Linked DNA regions of Mus musculus: region 1 is linked to region 2. Evidence: chromatin loops called from intact Hi-C (ENCODE). Cell type or tissue: gastrocnemius. All regions are shown on one strand. Each heading gives the region's core, and the rest is flanking DNA. Links, peaks and the distances in the headings are about the cores only. Region 1 overlaps Marchf10 (membrane associated ring-CH-type finger 10). Region 2 overlaps Gm39417 (a long non-coding RNA gene).

Evidence for each region. Hi-C counts contacts between places; a loop is a spot of excess contacts. Peaks named below come from ENCODE experiments on the same cell type or tissue, not always from the same donor. Only the 100,000 strongest peaks of a DNase experiment are listed, where the experiment ranks them.
Region 1: a loop joins it to region 2, with 2.2 times the contacts of the local background. A loop is called at or near these places in 6 of 42 quality-filtered maps.

What each region holds. Positions count from the first base shown.
Region 1 is chr11:105,370,647-105,378,979 of GRCm38, forward strand. It overlaps Marchf10 (membrane associated ring-CH-type finger 10), which reads right to left. Exons shown (of 12, transcript NM_172568.2): 10 at 1,216-1,329. Among named protein-coding and RNA genes, the nearest start is that of Gm39417, 75 kb to the right of the region's middle. In gastrocnemius, for the core only: no CTCF peak of the experiment used is centred there; DNase peaks (open chromatin) are centred at 4,826, 5,282 and 5,449.
Region 2 is chr11:105,458,958-105,467,290 of GRCm38, forward strand. All of the region lies in intron 1 of Gm39417 (a long non-coding RNA gene), which reads left to right. Among named protein-coding and RNA genes, the nearest start is that of Marchf10, 6.4 kb to the left of the region's middle. In gastrocnemius, for the core only: no CTCF peak of the experiment used is centred there; no DNase peak of the experiment used is centred there; H3K27ac peaks cover 450 bases.

The DNA.
Region 1 (8,333 bases), core at 158-8,157, 88 kb before region 2:
AGTTCCATCTACCTCTGGCTCCCCAGCGTGGGGATTTAGGGCCCTGAATCCAGTGCTTTTAATAGAATGGTTCCATGCAGCTCACAGTGGTCCACGGAACTGCAACTTGTATAAAGAGGGTCGAGCATGGCTGCCTATACGGGCTCCAGCCTATGGGCGGTGATGGTGTTGGGAAATGTCCGCAGTCCACTTGAGGAAGAGGAGGAAGAGGAGGAAAACAGAGAAGGGAGGAAGAGAAGGATAAAGAACAAAGCAAAGAGAAAGAGGGGTTCAGGGCTGGGGTGCAGGTGACAGAGATTGCGTCCAGCACCACCAGAGGCTTGACCACTGCCATACTGGCTCCTCCTCCTGCCGTACCCCAGCATGAGCAGATATCAGGAGCAAAGCCTTGTGGGGCATCCTGGGAGTCCCAACACTGGCAGTGTAGTCAGCTGCTGGCATGATTGGGCTCCTGCCCTTTCCTCACAGAGTTCTTGCCTCTTGTGACCATAGGTGGCCATTTGATGAAGTAAGAAGTCCCCAAGGGCCGAGATGCTGAGACTTCACTTGCTTAAGTCCAACTATCCCCTTTATCCTGTGTGATTCTTTCTGGCTCCACTCTCTTGTTAAAGGAAAGCCATTCCAGTGCATACATGGTCACTTGTCATACAGGGGCCACCATCAACGCCTTTACTTCTCAGCCTGCCGTCAGGCTTCAGGGATGGACACACACATAGGGACACACAGACACACAGGGACACACAGACACACGCACACTATACCCTACTGTCCCAAAACACATCAGCAGAGCTGATATCTCAGAGTGTGACCCCTCACAAGCTCTCCAGTGTGTAATGCCCTGCTTCTGCACAGCTGCACAGCTTCTGTGTGCTTGAGTACCCACACTTTCACAGAGCATACACTTAACAACAGCGTTCTTGCACACCTCTATTGGTGGGGGGGGCGGTTGCCCTAGAGACTCCTTCACTGGCATGACCACTGACGACCACTTGCTAGCTATTTGCATTTGACACTTAGGAGTCATGTGATTATAACTGCCTTCAGTCAGAGGTCACTGCACATACACTTAGTGGCTACTAAATCTTAGACCTAACAGAGTGACAGTCCCAGTCCTCATCAAGTGACCATAAGGACTTCAAGAGATGCATGTCTAGGAAACAGCATCACGTGGTGTCCTTGGCTGCGCAGCATGCTCCTCCCGGAGCCAGGACTTACCCTCTCTCTGGAAGCCCGCCTGTAGTTGAGTGCCATGAGCTCCGCGAACCTCTGCTCATATAGGTGCAGCAGCAGCACCAGGTACAAGCCTGAGTTCATCAGCTCACTCTGTGCCTGCACGTGGAAAAGAAAGTCCAGAAGTCATCTCCAGACTAGTCATGCACTCAGCCACGGGGGTGGAAGGTAATAAGTGTGGAGGAAGCAAGAAGGGGGGTGGGGGGGAGAGCTCAAGTCCAAAGGAAGGTCTGCCTCCGGGAACCATGGGACCGAACTGGAGGAGGCTCAGGGTGGTAGAGCACAGCCCCTCCTGCAGTTCTCTGCCACCCAGGGGAGGAGGCTCCAAAAGTTCCATTTGCCAGGCTGATTCCCATCCCACAGACCTTTGAGAGAAGTCACTGAACCCTGTGCTATGGGTTGCACAGGGCAGGAATCCTCAGGGTTTGCTGCTGGGACCTGATTTCCCCGGTCACAGAATGGGCCCTGGTCACAAACAGCTACAGCAGAGGTCAATCTGAGAGGTTGGTTGAGTGCAACCTTGGTGGGAGATGTTTTTGATGGCAGGTGGCAGGAGTATGTTAATGACAGAAGGGTGTGTGTAAGCATGTGCGTGTATGAGTGTGTGTGTTTCTGTGTGTGTGTGTTTGAGAGAGAGAGAGAGAGAGAGAGAGAGAGAGAGAGAGAGAGAGAGAGAGAGAGATGCAAAATTCTCTCCTGGCTGATGTGGCTAGCATATGCTGACAGGCGTTCGTTCTGCATTTTTTAAAAAAGGTTTCTTCCTTGAGTATTTTATACATGCATACAATATATTTTGCTCATATCCACCCCCAGTCTCCTACTAATCCTCTCAGACCTTTCCCCACACCCGCTTCCCAACTTTATGTTCCTTCCTTATTTCTTATCTTTTATAACCCAGAGCCCAATTAGCTCTGCTTGGATGTGCACAGATGTGCGCTGGAGCACAGGCACAGGACTCCTCCCAAGGACCACACTCCTGGATCAGCGATCATCTTCCAATAAGTCCTGCTAGGCCTGGGGCCCGATGAGTCCTTCCCCGAGCCTTACCAGTATTTGGGATTTTCACAAACCTTATATGCGCAGGCTGGGAAGATGGTGAGGTAGGGAGTCAGATTAGGCAGAAAGAGTCTGGATATTATATTATCTCCTCTCTCTCCTGTCTTTCTCTCTGTGTGTCTCTGTCTCTCTGTCTCTGTGTGCAGTGTGTGGGGGTGTGTGCCTGTGTGTGTGTAACTGCTGGTGTCTTGGTCAGGAAAGCTCTTAGAAGACACACTTTACAACCCTGCCACATTGGGTGTGCTTCATTTTCCCAGACCTTCCTTTGCCGAGAGAACAGGCTCCGGACCTTAGTTTGGTATAGTTCTTCATGGACTTATTGACGACCTCACCTCACCTAACGGCCCCTCCTGGCTGCCTGTCTAGTCCTGTTTGCCTTCCTAGAGAGGGTACCTCACTAGGGTCTCAGCTGGCTCTGGGAACCCCAGGGCCTTTGCTCGGCCTTTCTTTGGTCTGTTGTTTTCATGCATATATTCTGTATATTGCTTGTCTCTCGGCCTGGCATTGTCTATAACTTTGTTAGAGTTCTCAGCGGCGTCACTTCCTGTGGGAGCCTTCCTGTGAGAGCTTCATTTGTCCTAGGCATTTACTCTCTGGCTCTTAAATACTTGTTATGTACTCTGTATCTTGTACTTGCAAATGTTTCTGCCATTTGTTGGCAAGCCAGTTGTGTTTTCTTCTTCCTGGCGCTTGAAGCAGAAGCTGTGATTCGAGGGCTGGACATCCAGCCTGTGGCTCTGTAGTTCCTCGGTTGTGCTCCAGGGCCCTTCCCAACTCACCCCTCCCAGGAGCACTAGTTAGGACTCCCGTCTGCAAGGGGAGGAGGGGGGTGGGACACTCTATGATCCCCATCCGTTCTCCCACCAAATCCCATGGGTGGTGGTGGTCCAGGATAGGTTTGCCTGTGCTGGGGAGCCGCTCAGACACAGGGGACAAAAATCCTCTGCTGGGGTCACGACCTTTTACACGTCCTTGGGAAGGGTCAGAACCATTGATAGCGCCCAAGTTAGCAAAGCATAGACTCCACAGGGCGGCCTCTTCAGGCAGCTCATCTTCTTCCTGAAGCTGCAGAGCTGCTTTGCTGGCTGTCCCCCCCGGTTCCAGGTTGATCAAGGGCAGCTCAGGAAGCTGGAGCAGAATCCAAGTCTCCTAGGACCAAGTGGCTGCCAGGAAAGACTCAGAAGCAGAGCAAGGATCGATGTGCCCTTCCTTGTGTGTTTGGCTATCTCCGGTTCTTGGTGTGACAAGTGGCCTCAAGGTCACTGTGCAAGGCCTCTGTACTGTCTGTCTTTCCGGACTGAAACTCACTGTCTAGTAGACTTAGACTTCTATTTTCAGCTTTTGATTGTGTGTGTGTGTGTGTGTGTGTGTGTGTGTGTGTGCAAACGTGTCCATGAGTGTGTGCATCTGTGTGTACATGCACAAAAGAACGTGTGCTCTTCTGACTTCTACCCCAAACAGGCATCTTGCTTTTTTATTAGCATTTTCCCTTTTATCCCTATCCACCTTCCAAAACCACCTCCTCCAGGAAGCCTTTCTAATGTGCCAGATCTTACCCCTCTCTCTGCTAGAGAGAGAGGGGTTAGGTGTAGGGCTTTTGGAGCAGCCTCTGTGACAGGAGATGGCAAAGCAACCAGCTACAAAATGGCTTGGACTGGTTGGGTTTGTCAAAGACTTCAGGAAAGTCATTTACTTTTTATAGCTCAATGAGGCCTGGAGGCATGTAGATGGGAAAACACCCGCTAATGTTTTCTGCAGATAATTTGAAAAGTCACTTCTAGTAGATTGGCCTCTTCTCTGTTCTGTGGGAGGGAACCTGTCACTCAAGCCATAAATATCCTCTGCATAACGCACTGCTGACTCGGGCTCTGCTGGTCAGAGAGAGGCATGTTAGCATGCGTCCACTGCAGCAGATCGATCCCAGGGTTCCTGGGAAGTGCGTTTTGGAGAATTATTCACTGGTGCCACCCCTGATGCGATCTGGGTCACTCTGCCTCTCATGTGGAGTTCCTTTTGTCACCGGCCTGCAGAACGGGGTGGGGCCGCTAGGGCAAGATGGCATGGGCACTGTGGACAGGACCTCTGAGAGCCTCTCTGTCTAGTATCCATTACCTTTCCCCCCAGCTCCTGTCTCTTGGTTTCTTTAAAACTAATTACTGTACATGTGTGTATACAGGTGTATGTGTGTGTGTGTACATACACATGTGTGCATGTCATGGAAGGCAAGTAGAGGTCAGAGGAAAACTCTGTGGAGTCAGTTTCCTCCTTCCTGGGGTGGAACTGAGGCAGCCGGGCTGGAGACACAATCACCTTTATTAGAAGAGCCATGCAGCCTGCCTGTCCTTTAACAGTCATTGTGGTCAAGAGATGTGGCTCAGATGGAACGTGTCAGCATCCAGATCACACAGGGCCGAAGCTGACAGCCTGGCTGCGTGTTTTATGAAGCCTTAAGTGTGTTCCAGAGAAGCCCCAGGATCTAAAGGTGATTAGAGGCTTGCATATGTCTAAGGACATCTGCCCTTGGCTGAGATGAGGCAAAGTCAGGCCTGCGCTTCAGAGAAGTGACGAAGTGACGGCCAGAGGCCACCAAGACCCTCAAGTGCCAGAGCAAACGTGGCAGGGGTGCATCTCTGGGAGACAATGGGTGTGGTTCCTAAAGTGTTCTCGGGTGAGAGGGTGGACCAGGGCCGTCGACACCGGGACTTTTAGGAAAACCATTTTAACTGTGCAGTGTGAGGGTGACTTCAATTCATAAAAGGGGACAGGTCACCCCTGTTCTGCCTGTTTCCTGCAGGCGTTATGTAAATTGGGCTAACACAGGTGGCCTTGATATTTTGCAAAACAAATATATCCTGCAGGAGGCCAGGACTAAAAGTGGGGTTTTGGGAACACTGTGCCTGAGGTCTGTGGACAACCCTTTTGCACCTGGACTCCTGGGGTCTGGCCCAGTGCCTGGGGCACAGTGTGTACTCAGTAAACATATGCACAGGTGAACCAAGTATAAAACCTTGGCTTTTCCACAGCCCTTTCTCTGACACTGCACACACACACATACACACACACACACACACACACACCCATGCAATTCTGCTCACTTGTATTCTTCATTAGAAGGCAGTCTTGTTGGCCCTGGGTACTCTAGTTTATCACAGCACTATGTGGGACACACAGCAGGTGTTGGCATCAGGACCTCCCAAACCTATGACATCTCATAGGTGACAGCTTGACCTGTAGACCTGTTGCCAAGGCAACAGGCACATATTCCTAGAATCCACTTGGCTCACCTCCCACCTTTACCTGCGTTACATCATTTTCCATGCCTGCACTTTGTCTCTCCCTCCCAATAAAAGCTCTTCCACATGGAACTGTCTTGGCCTAGTGTGCTGTTGAGACATGACCTGCCATTCTAACACATCAGTGGGTGCTCAATAAAAGCTTTGAAAGCTAACCTTTTATAGTATGGATATTTTCCCACAATTGAAAACAAATGATACCCTGTCTCCATCCCAGGCCAGTGGAGCTTCTGGAGTTACACCTGGGCATCAGCATTTGGACAGGGAGAGAGATTTGCTACTAAAAGGTTACAGACTGTCATCTAGGGTGTTAAGCCATGGAGGATTTTTGCGTGGTTTTGTTGTTGCTGTTGTTTATGTGAGACAGAGGCTGTGAAGCTCATGCTGGTCTCAAATCTACTATGTAGCTGTCAAAATGTTTGAAGAAAAAAACCTGGATACAGGCTAATGACATATGAGTCAAATTAAGTCCCCGCTAAGGGAGACTTTTGGTTTAACAATGATATTGTAGTTTCAAAATTATGTGCTTCACAATCATGGTTATTAATTTTGGGTGTATGCATATATATATATATAGAGAGAGAGACATATATGTGTGTGTGTGTTTAATAGACTATTTATTTCATTTATATGAGTACACTGTAGCTGTCATCAGACACACCAGAAGAGGGCATAAGATCCCGTTACAGATGGTTGTGAGCCACCATGTGGCTGCTGGGAATTGAACTCAGGACCTCTGGAAGAGCAGTTAGTGCTCTTAAATGCTGAGCCATCTCCCAGCCCTGGTGGGAGGGATATTTTAAGGAAAGGTAGCTTTAAGTTATAATGGTAATGCTGGGCGAAATTTATGTGGCAAATATTTATTAACTGCTTATTTTATAATAAATATTACTGCCTCTAGATCAGAACTATGTATTACGATACAAATTGAGGCACAAATGCAAACCGCATATGCAATTTGAAAAATTACAGCAGCCACGCGAGAGTTTTAAAAACCAGTGAGATTAATATGAACAAGGTATTTTATTAACCCAGTATATCTAAAACATCACTTCAATGTATAATTATAGCTATATGTTGCTTAGGCCCAGAGACACATTCTGGGAAATGTGTTGCTAGGTGATTTAATTGTGTGACCGACCATCAGAGTGTTCTTAAACAAGCCTAGATGGTTAGCCTGCTATACTTGGAGGCCTGGCGGTATGAAGCGTTCACACACACACGTGCAAGTCACACACACGTGCAAGTCACACACACGTGCAAGTCACACACACGTGCAAGTCCAGTGTTTGTGAAGAAGGTGTTAAGCTGCCTAGAGGGTTATACTTCAAAATTATCAATGCGACATTTATTTATTTGTTTTATTTATTTACTCCCTCACTCATTGGAGTGTGTATGGGAGTGTGTGCCACAGGGCACAGGAGGAAGGCAGAGACAGCCTTTGGAAGTCAGTTCTCTCCTTCCACCAAGTGGGCCCCGGGGTTGAACTCAGGTTGTCAGCCTTGTGCTGCAAGCACCTTTACTTAGTGAGACATCTCACTGGCCCCAGAGTATGAATTTTATTGTATTTTTTTTTTGGAATTCATTCTTTCACAAACTCTCCATTTTGCTTCCAATTTTGAGGAAAACACCCCTGGGTACAGGTTCCTAGCCTGGCAGGCTTTTTCATTCCATTCTTACATGGTTCTTTGAGACATAAGTCTTATCTTTGCATTTAAAGAATTTTATATTGATTAGTGTGTGTGTGTGTGTGTGTGTGTGTGAGTGAGTGAGTGTTTTGCCTGTGCGTGTGTATGTGCATTACATACATGAAGTGCCCATGGTGGTCTGAAGAGTGAATATGATCTCCTGGAGCTGGACAGTTAGGAGCCACCACGTGGTTACTGGGAACCGGACCCGGGTCCTCTGAAAGAGCAGAGTTAGCTCAAGGCTCTTCTGTGAAACCAAGCACCCCTTGCTGTGATGTCCATGTCAGAGGCGTGGTCCCCTGTTAGGAGCGGTGAAGCCTTTAGGGAGGAGACCCGGGGAGGTCCTTAGCTATCTGTGCTCTGGAAGGAGAACCCTGAGTACCTTCTCCCTCTGCTTCTTAGCTGCGAAGGTGAGCAGTCTGCTCCATGACACTTCTGCGCAGAGTGCCGCTCTCACCAGAGGCCCAGAGTAATGGGGCTGGACCTTAGACCTTAGGCTCCAGAGCCAGGAGCCAAAACAGAGCTTTGGGTAACATTCCGGCTGTGAAGGACGGAGTGGAAGCCTTATCTGGGGAGTGAAGTGGAAATTTAAAGAGTTCTTTGCAAAGTCGGTTGGATGGTGTTTTGCTGGAGCAAACACGTGAAGGAACATTTCATTAAAGTGGACACAGGTGTGAAAGGCTAAGGCCGACTCATGAAGAGACGTTTCAATGAAGCAGACAAGGGAGAGAGGATGTTCTGCTAAGGCAAGCATGTGAAAGGACCCATAATGAAGGATTCTTTGCTAACAACACGCATGTATTGGTCCACCTTACACTGCATAGTCGAGCTGCATTTGTGGGGACTCCACAGAGAGAAACGCACCAAAAAAACCCTGATGATATGCTACAGTTTCTAGCCACTTCCGAGGATTCAGGTTGATGGGATGCACATGCAGAGGCAAGGCACGTGGAGGACACATGATGTTTGGAGGGGGTATAAATAGGACTCCGCAGAGTGATAAAGATGGGTTGGTTTGCTGGCACAGCTAGCTGTCCAATGCTTGTGGGTCTTGAGTCTTTGCTGA
Region 2 (8,333 bases), core at 81-8,080:
ACATTCCTATACTTAAAAAAAAAAAAGATTTATTATATTATTATATGTAAGTACACTGTAGCTGTCTTCAGACACTCCAGAAGAGGGCGTCAGATCTCATTACGGATGGTTGTGAGCCACCATGTGGTTGTGGGATTTGAACTCAGGACCTTCGGACTCGGAAGAGCAGTCAGTACTCTTACCCGCTGAGCCATCTCTCCAGCCCCTTTGCTTTGTTTTTGTTGTTGTTATTTTGTGGGGTCTCTAGGGGGTCGGGTCATGACTGCATTACCCAGGCTGACCTCAGATTCTTGGTCCTCCTACCTTCGCCTCCCCAGTGCTGGGGTTACAGGTTACAGGTGCCAACACACCTGGAAGAAAGCATCATGCCCTTGAGAGAAAGAGGCAGTGGCAAAGATCAGCTCCTAAAGAAGCTACAAAGCAATTCAGACAGTCAGCTTTTCAGGAGTAAACTTAACCCTGACATGTAAATTACAAAGCAGGTCAGCTCCTGTACTAAAAAGCAAGTGTGGCCAAAGAGAAAAGTGGAAGCCTGAGAGAAGAAACAGTTTCCATGGAAGGAAGCATCCTAAGTGCCATTACTTTTTGCCCCTGGTAAATGAGGAGAGGAAAGGGGCTTAAATAGTCATGGGTTCTAATCACCGAGGTGACCTGCATTTGCAAATAAGCCACAAGAAATCCTTTACTTGAATCTAAGAATTCTGTAAAGGGCAACCGGAAGTGTAACGATTCAGGTGAAGCCTGTGGAGGTTTCAAAACAACAACGAAATAAAGTATTTAATCCAGAGCAAACTGTCAGGAGGCTCTTCTAAGACTGCCATGCCATGTTCATGGGGACTTGGCACAGGTACGCAATGGTGTTGAAATAGCCAATCCTAACACACACACACACACACACACACACACACACAGAGAGAGAGAGAGAGAGAGAGAGAGAGAGAGACAGAGAGAGAGACAGAGGCAAACAGGGGAGGGGAGGGGGAGAGAGGAAGGCAGGGAGGGAGGGGGACAGACTACTAACTAATTAAGGTCCTTGTAAGCGTACAATCAGGAGCTTCTACAGGCCACAGAGCTTTGTGCCAAGTGGCCTCCCTCGAAATGCTTAGACAGGGTCATTTTGCCTTGAGTCTTCCATGACTAATGAGTTCCTGTTTTCATCAGCTGAGGTCATTGTGTTGCCTTCACTCATGCCTGGCACGAACCATGCTTGTTGTTTGTTAAAATCATTCCACCCTGGGTGTGGTGGTGCATCTTGTAATCCCAGCACTCCGGAGGTGGAAGTAGGAAGATTGTGAGACTCACGGCCAGCCTGGGCTACATGAGCACTGTCTCAAAAAAACAAACCAAAAGGATCCGAGAGAGATGGCTCAGTGGTCAAGAGCATTTGCTGCTCTTCCAGAAGACCCCAGTTCAGTTCTGGTTTCTCATGTCAGGCAGCTCACAACTCCCTCTATCTCTGGCTCCGGGAATCTGACACCATCTTCTGCCTATGAGGACATCCATAAACGTGTGACATGCATACACACAGATAATAGATAAATAAAATTAAATTACAATTACAAAACTAAACAAGGAAAGGAGCCCTTTCCTGAGGAGGGAAAGTGAGAAGGCATGTCGGCCTTCAGAATAACTTGGGAATACGGCTGATCAATTTTCTAAAAACTAAAATACTTTTTATTGTTTTGTGTATGATGGAGAGCATGTGCCGTGGTGCATGTGTGGATATTATTTTGTGTATGATGGAGAGCATGTGCCGTGGTGCATGTGTGGATATTATTTTGTGTATGATGGAGAGCATGTGCCGTGGTGCATGTGTGGAGCCTAGAGGACAACTTGGAGGAGTTGGTTCTCGTCCTCCATCCTGTGGGTCCCAGGGATCAAACTTTGGTCATCAGATGTGGTGGCTTAGCCAACTAAACCATCTTACCAGCCCCTGACTAATTTTCAAAACTAGCTAAGGACTATAAGTATGGCGTAGGCTGTGGTGATATTCTGCATTCACCTTACAGTCATGTTTCACTAGACAGGGATGCCATTGTGGCAATCTGTTAATGCCATCCATTAAAAGCAGACATATTAATGTCACTGTGATGGGGGGGGGTGGGCTGGGTATCGAGATGGCTCAGTTGGTGGATTGCCTTTTGCACAAGCATACAGCATGAGGGCCTGAGATAGGATCCTAGGATTCATGTCCAAAGCTAGGTGTGTGTGGTCACATGCATCTCTAACGCAGCATGATTGGAACATGGGAGGCTGTGGGTCGGGTGTGGAGATAGGTGGATCCCCAGAACTCACTGGCCAGGTAGTCTACCCAAACTCTGAACTCTGGCTTCAGTGAGATACCCTGTCTTGAAAGATAAGGTGGTAAAGGAAGACACTTAGCATCTGCCTATGGCCTTGACATTAGTGAGCATACACATGCATGTGCACCAGCACATGCACACACAGACACAGACGCATACATACACACTGCACACATACATTACACACACAAACACACAAGTAGAATGCTTAGTAGGTCATTGAAGAGTCAGGATTTGCTTCTTGGTTTTTTTATAGGTTCAAGAACTCGTGTGTGTGTGTGTGTGTGTGTGTGTGTGTGTGTGTGTGTGTGTGTGTGTGGTTCCTGCAAACTCCATTACTCTGCATTACTCAGCAGAGTTATGATCTGAATGAGGCAAAAATGAAATTTGGTTCAACATGACTTGGTAGCCAGTGTTGGTTTAGACCTCTAGAGTCTGATAGTGGACAGTTTATTTTAGACACGTTTAAGTAAAGTACAGTTTTGGGGAAAATTTTTCCTGGTAATATTGATCTCAGTTCCATGTGTACAACAAAGCTTTAGGCATGACATCATCAAAACTCTTTTGCAAAGTGTGCGTGACCTCTTCCATAAAGATTGATTGGTTCTATAAGTTTAAGGGCTAGGGGAGGAGCAGGTGTGATCTCAGTCATATAATATGGTAGAGGTCACCCAGCTACAAAGTGCGTGTGACATCTCTCCTAAAGATGGCTTCAAGTGATTGAGAAACAGTGCTCAACATAAAGGAGGAAGAATCTGGGATAAGCATAATAGTCTGGGGGACCTGGGTGTGGCCTGGCCCTACACATAGCACCCACCCCAGCCTTCTGGGTGGGACACAGGTACCCATCCCTTCCATTGTGTGTTTAACATTTCTGGTTTCCCTGTCGCTTCTCTGTGGGCACTGAGATCCTCGTGCCCTTTACACATTTGTGCGAGCATGCACGTGCATGTACGGTTGTGCATGCCTATGTCAGAGAATAACTTCAGGTGTCACTCCTGGGATGTGCCAGTCTTCTCCCATCTCACCATTGCTGGGATGACCACAGCATGGGTCACTGTGCTCTGCTTTTCGTATGAGTTCTGGAGATCTGAACCCTGGTCCCCACAAGCGTGACGCTAACACTTTATCGACAGAGCTGTCTCTCCAGCCCCAGGGATCCATTTTTGTTAACTCAGAATCAATCATTTAGGAACTGATTCTCAGTGATCTTACTATCAATTTTTTTCCCCCAGAGAATAAATCTGGCAGACTGACCCTTGTTAGGCATGCAAGGTGCTCGCTCCTTGTGGAAAGGCATCCCCAGGAGGCTGAATTAAAGAAGACTAGATGCATATTGAATTAGATTTAAGGGAATTGTGTGTTTGTTCTTAGGGGATTTATCCAGCAGCAGCAGACCTTGAGGAATAACCTTCCTCCTACCCAGGGCATTTCCATCTGATAACTGATCTGGTTGATTTCCTTCCAAGCTTTTGGAGACGTCACAACGTCATGCTTCATTGAGGTCCCCTCCTGCTGAGCTTCACCGGGCTGTTCCTCTTCCATTTACTCTATCAGCAGTGTAGTATGGCTTCAAGAGAACTTGGCTTAAATTCCCAGCAGTGGCATTTGCGGCTCGAGAGCAAACAGCTTTAACCTGAAGATCCGCAGAGTTGGGAGTAGAATAATCAGGGCCTCCTCTCCTGTGAGAATGAGTGGAACACTGAAGGCCGAGTTCCTGGTGGTGTGCCTTGTAAGTGGCCGCCGCCCAACACCCAGTCCTGACGGCCGTTGATTACATTACAGGTGTACATTGACAGCCAAAGGTACATATCCGCCACATCAAAGAACGCCTTCAAAGACTTATTATGTCTTTAAAACATTGCTATTATCCCCGTGGCTAATTTTTAGATTGCATTTCAGAGACCCCTTTTACTGAGACCTCTTCTCTAACAGGGAGGGTGGATCTCATTTGAGGCTTGCAGCCATCCAGAAACGATATGAAACTTAGTAACGCCAGTTGGGTTTTCAAAGATCAGATGTTCCCAATCCAATTCTTCTGTGGAATAAAGTAGACTCTGTTAGAGATTGGCACACGCCCTACAATTAATTTCTTAATAAAGCATGTCCTGTAGGAGAGCTCTTAGAATTTCCCTCTGTTAGAGTCATAGCTAGCCTGTTGTACTATCTTACAAAGAGGAAACAGATTCATTCGACGGCTTGGATCTCCCAGTGCTGAAATGCTTCTCAGAAGTTCCATTAAACCTTTATTGCTTTATCTATTTTGGAAGATTTGGAGTATTCAGAGCCTTTCATTATGGCAATTAATGCCTCTGATGTAAGATTGGATTTGATTACAAGAACTCTGAACAAATATATTGCTTTTTTTTTTAATTTCTGAAAAATGGTTACCAAAGGAAAGAATTTGACTTCTGTCCAGAAGGAATATCTGATTTGTTTGGACTTCAGATAAGCTCAGGCCATACATGTTTAGCCAAGAGTGCAAGTTATGGGCTGATCTTCAAGCCCTGCCTGTATGAGGCTCAGCCTTCAGAAGCTACGACCGCAGCAAGAATCCCACATGGGGAGTAACAGTGCACTAGGCAAGCAGTAGAGTACTTGCCTAGTGAGTGCAAGCTCTCAGGTTTTATCTCCAGAACTGGGGTAGGGGGTGGGGGAGGTGGGGGGTGTGTGAGAAAAACACACGAGCAGTAAATAGGTTTCTGGACAAATTAAATGCTCAGGCCAAAGCAAGCAAACAAAAGAGACGCTTATCAAGAAGCCAGGGAGCATAAGAGCCAAGCATGTCCAGGACTTTGGTGGACTATACTATAGCATTGTATTCAGGCAAAGGGGCAGAGCAAGTGAGGAAAACCAGAGCTGAAAACAAAACAAAACAAAACACCCACCCTCCAGAAAAAAGCAAACAAAAAACCCCCAGAGCGGTCGGTTGTTCGGTCGGTCAGGGGAGCAGAGGTAGCCTTCTTTCTAAGCTCTGCTCTTGAGATGTTTGCTTCATGGAGCTTCAGCTCTGTGGAGTGCTCTTCACTCCTCCCAGGGATGGTGTAGGGAGCGCACAGATGGATATCCATCCCTGACATAAAACATCACTGACACTTGCCCTCTTGTCTTCTTCTTCTTCTCATCATTTTTATATGATGTCTATGCATGTGTGTGACTGTTACATGCTATGGCTCGTGTGTGGAGGTCAAAGGACAACTTTGTGTATCAGTCCTGACTTCCCATCTTGTTTGAGTCAGGCTCTCTTGTTTGCTTCTTGTGTTCCAGGCTAGCTGGCCCCAGAGTCTCCAGGCACTCCTCCACCTCTGTCTCCTATCTCCCCTTAGAAACACTGGGATTACAGCCATGCATTACTGTGGTCTGGCTTTACATGACGTCTGGCGATTCAAGCTCAGGTCCTCATGCTTGCCCAGCGAGTGATTTTTCCCACTGAGCCCTGCCCCCAAACCCCAGCCCAGAAACCTTTCTTGGTTCTCTTGCTGTTTCTGTAATGCCACAGACGACAGCAGATGAGCCAGTCTCTCTCATTTCTCCCCTATTGCATTGCCTTTGCCCGACATAAGCTCAGCAGTTCACTTCCCCTTCGTCTGGGCTAAGGGTGTTTTGGGGCAGCGCAAGTGTCTGCCAGGCACAGGTGGGAACTAGACTTGGGAGAGCCAGGAGTGGGAGGGAGGGGATAGAACAAAGTGTGGTTATTGGAGCTTGCTACCCTTATCAAGGCTGTGGATACCAAATGTGTTTGCTTGGTTGGCAAATAATTATTGAATGGCTATTAAGTGGCAAAGATGATTTATGTCCGCACAAATCAATAAATACCAACAGGTGGTAAGTAGACTTTGCTAATAGGGAATAGTGACAGGGGAATATTGGTTGTCATGGTGGGGAGAGTGGGAAGCTATTGGAATGTGGTAGTTGAAGATGGTCTCGCTGGGTGAGACTTAAAGGATGAGAAGGACTCCAGGGATGGAGATAATGAGATTGGGAAAGTCTTCAGGCAAAAGAAAGCTTAGAGATCAAGGGAAGCCAGGAAGCCGGAGGGCCAGTGTGAGGAAAAGTGATAAGGCTCTGAGAGATGGGACTGGACTTTATTCCAAGCACCACAGAAAACCACACGAGAGGGGTTTTGTTGTTGTTTTTTGGGGGGTGGGGGTGGTGTTTTTGGTTTTTAAAGTATTACATTTGTTTGTTTATTTATTTATTTATTTATTTATTTATTTATTTATTTTGTGTGTGTGTGTGTGTGTGTGTGTGTGTGTGTGTGTGTTACAGATATATTTGTGTTACCACATCTAGGTGTAGAAATCAGAGGACAACTTTCAGGAGTTGGTTTTCTCGCTACCGTGTGGGATCCAGAGGTCAAGCTGAGGTCATCAGGCCTGCGACAGGCTTTACCTGCTGTTCTTTCCATGGTACCAAGACAGAACGGCGGCCTGTCACACACCAGGAAAGCAGTTAGTCACCGAGCTGCATCCCTAGCTCTTCACACCTGCTCCATGCCACAGCACCTGCATGCATGCATGCATGTATGCATGCATGCTTACCTGCGGGCATTTCTGACGTCTCATGTGGGCCGTTTTATTTACATCTACCAGGAAGTTCATCACCAGAAATAATAGTTATGACCTCATGATTCCTAGTCTGGTCTTTAAGAAAACTTCAGGTTGTCATTCAAACAAAGTGTGTTATCAATCGACAGGAGAAGAGATGTGGAAGGATCAGGCACTTCTAGTTCTAGGATGGATACACAGTCCTATGTCCTGCCCTGATCTACTACATATATCCTGTTTGTTAACTTATAGCCTCTCCTTACAGCCTTTCCTTGTCACATGTGTGTGCGTGTATGTGTGCATCTCTATGTGTGTGATCTCTGTAACTCTGTGAGTGTGTATCTCTTTCTCTCTCTCCATATGTGTGTGAATCTCTCTGTGTGTATCTGTGTATGTGTGTGTATCTCTATGTGTGTGTATTTTTTCCTCTCTTCATGTATGCGTGTATCTGTGTGTGTGTATGTGTGTATACCTCTCTATGTATCTGTGTGTGTATCTCTATGTGTGTGATTTCTGTAACTCTATGTGTGTATCTCTTTCTCTCTGTCCCCGTGTGTGTGTGTGCGCGTGTGTCACCTGTGTGTATACACCAAATGTCACTGGGTATCTTCTCAGTTACTTGCTATCATACGTGCTCTTAAGAAATATTTTTTTGAGACAGAGTCTCATGTATCCCCGTCTGGCCTCAACCTTGCTTGCTGCCAGCATTTCCCAAATACTGGGGTGACAGACATTCACTACCAGACCCAGATATGCGGGTGATGGAACCCAGGCTTTCTGCACGCTAGGCAAGTACTTCACCTTTGAGTGTCATCTCTATTCCTCCACTTTGTTTTTTAGGACTGGGCTCTCACTGAACCCAGAATTTACTGATTCAGCCAGATTAGCCCTGGAGCCCCAGGGATTTTATCTCTCTCTGTCACTCCCTCAGTGCTGGGATTACATACACACAATGCCTGCCTAGATTATTTTTTTAAACATGGGTGCTGGGGATTGAAGCTCAGGTCCTCATGCTTGCATAACAAGCATGTTATCTGCTAAGCCCTCCAAGTCTGTTCCTAGGATGCACTGACTCTCACTCTCTTGGCTTCCTAGTTCCTCTCTTTCCTGGTCTTTGGCTTGCCTTCCTCTTTACCCTCTCTCCCTCCCGTCCTCAGCCCCGTTTCCCCTTTCTTTTCTGCCTTTCTCATCACAAGTCAGCATTACTTGCCAAACCACAGATCTTAGATTTCTCTTTCCCAAACAAATTTCTTGGCTGGTTTTGTAGATTTTAGTAATTGGGTTTTGCCTTCTACCGACTCCCTTCTCTGTTCCCTTCACCTCCTCGAAACTCTCTTCTTCATTCTATACCCCCTCCCTGGTCTAACCCGCCCCCCCCCCCCCCCCGCCCCAGGTCAGGGGTTTCAAGCGAGTCTAGAAAAGCAGTCCTCCTCCAGCTTTGTGACAAAGACAGGGTTAACTTCCATGAACGGAACGGGGTAAC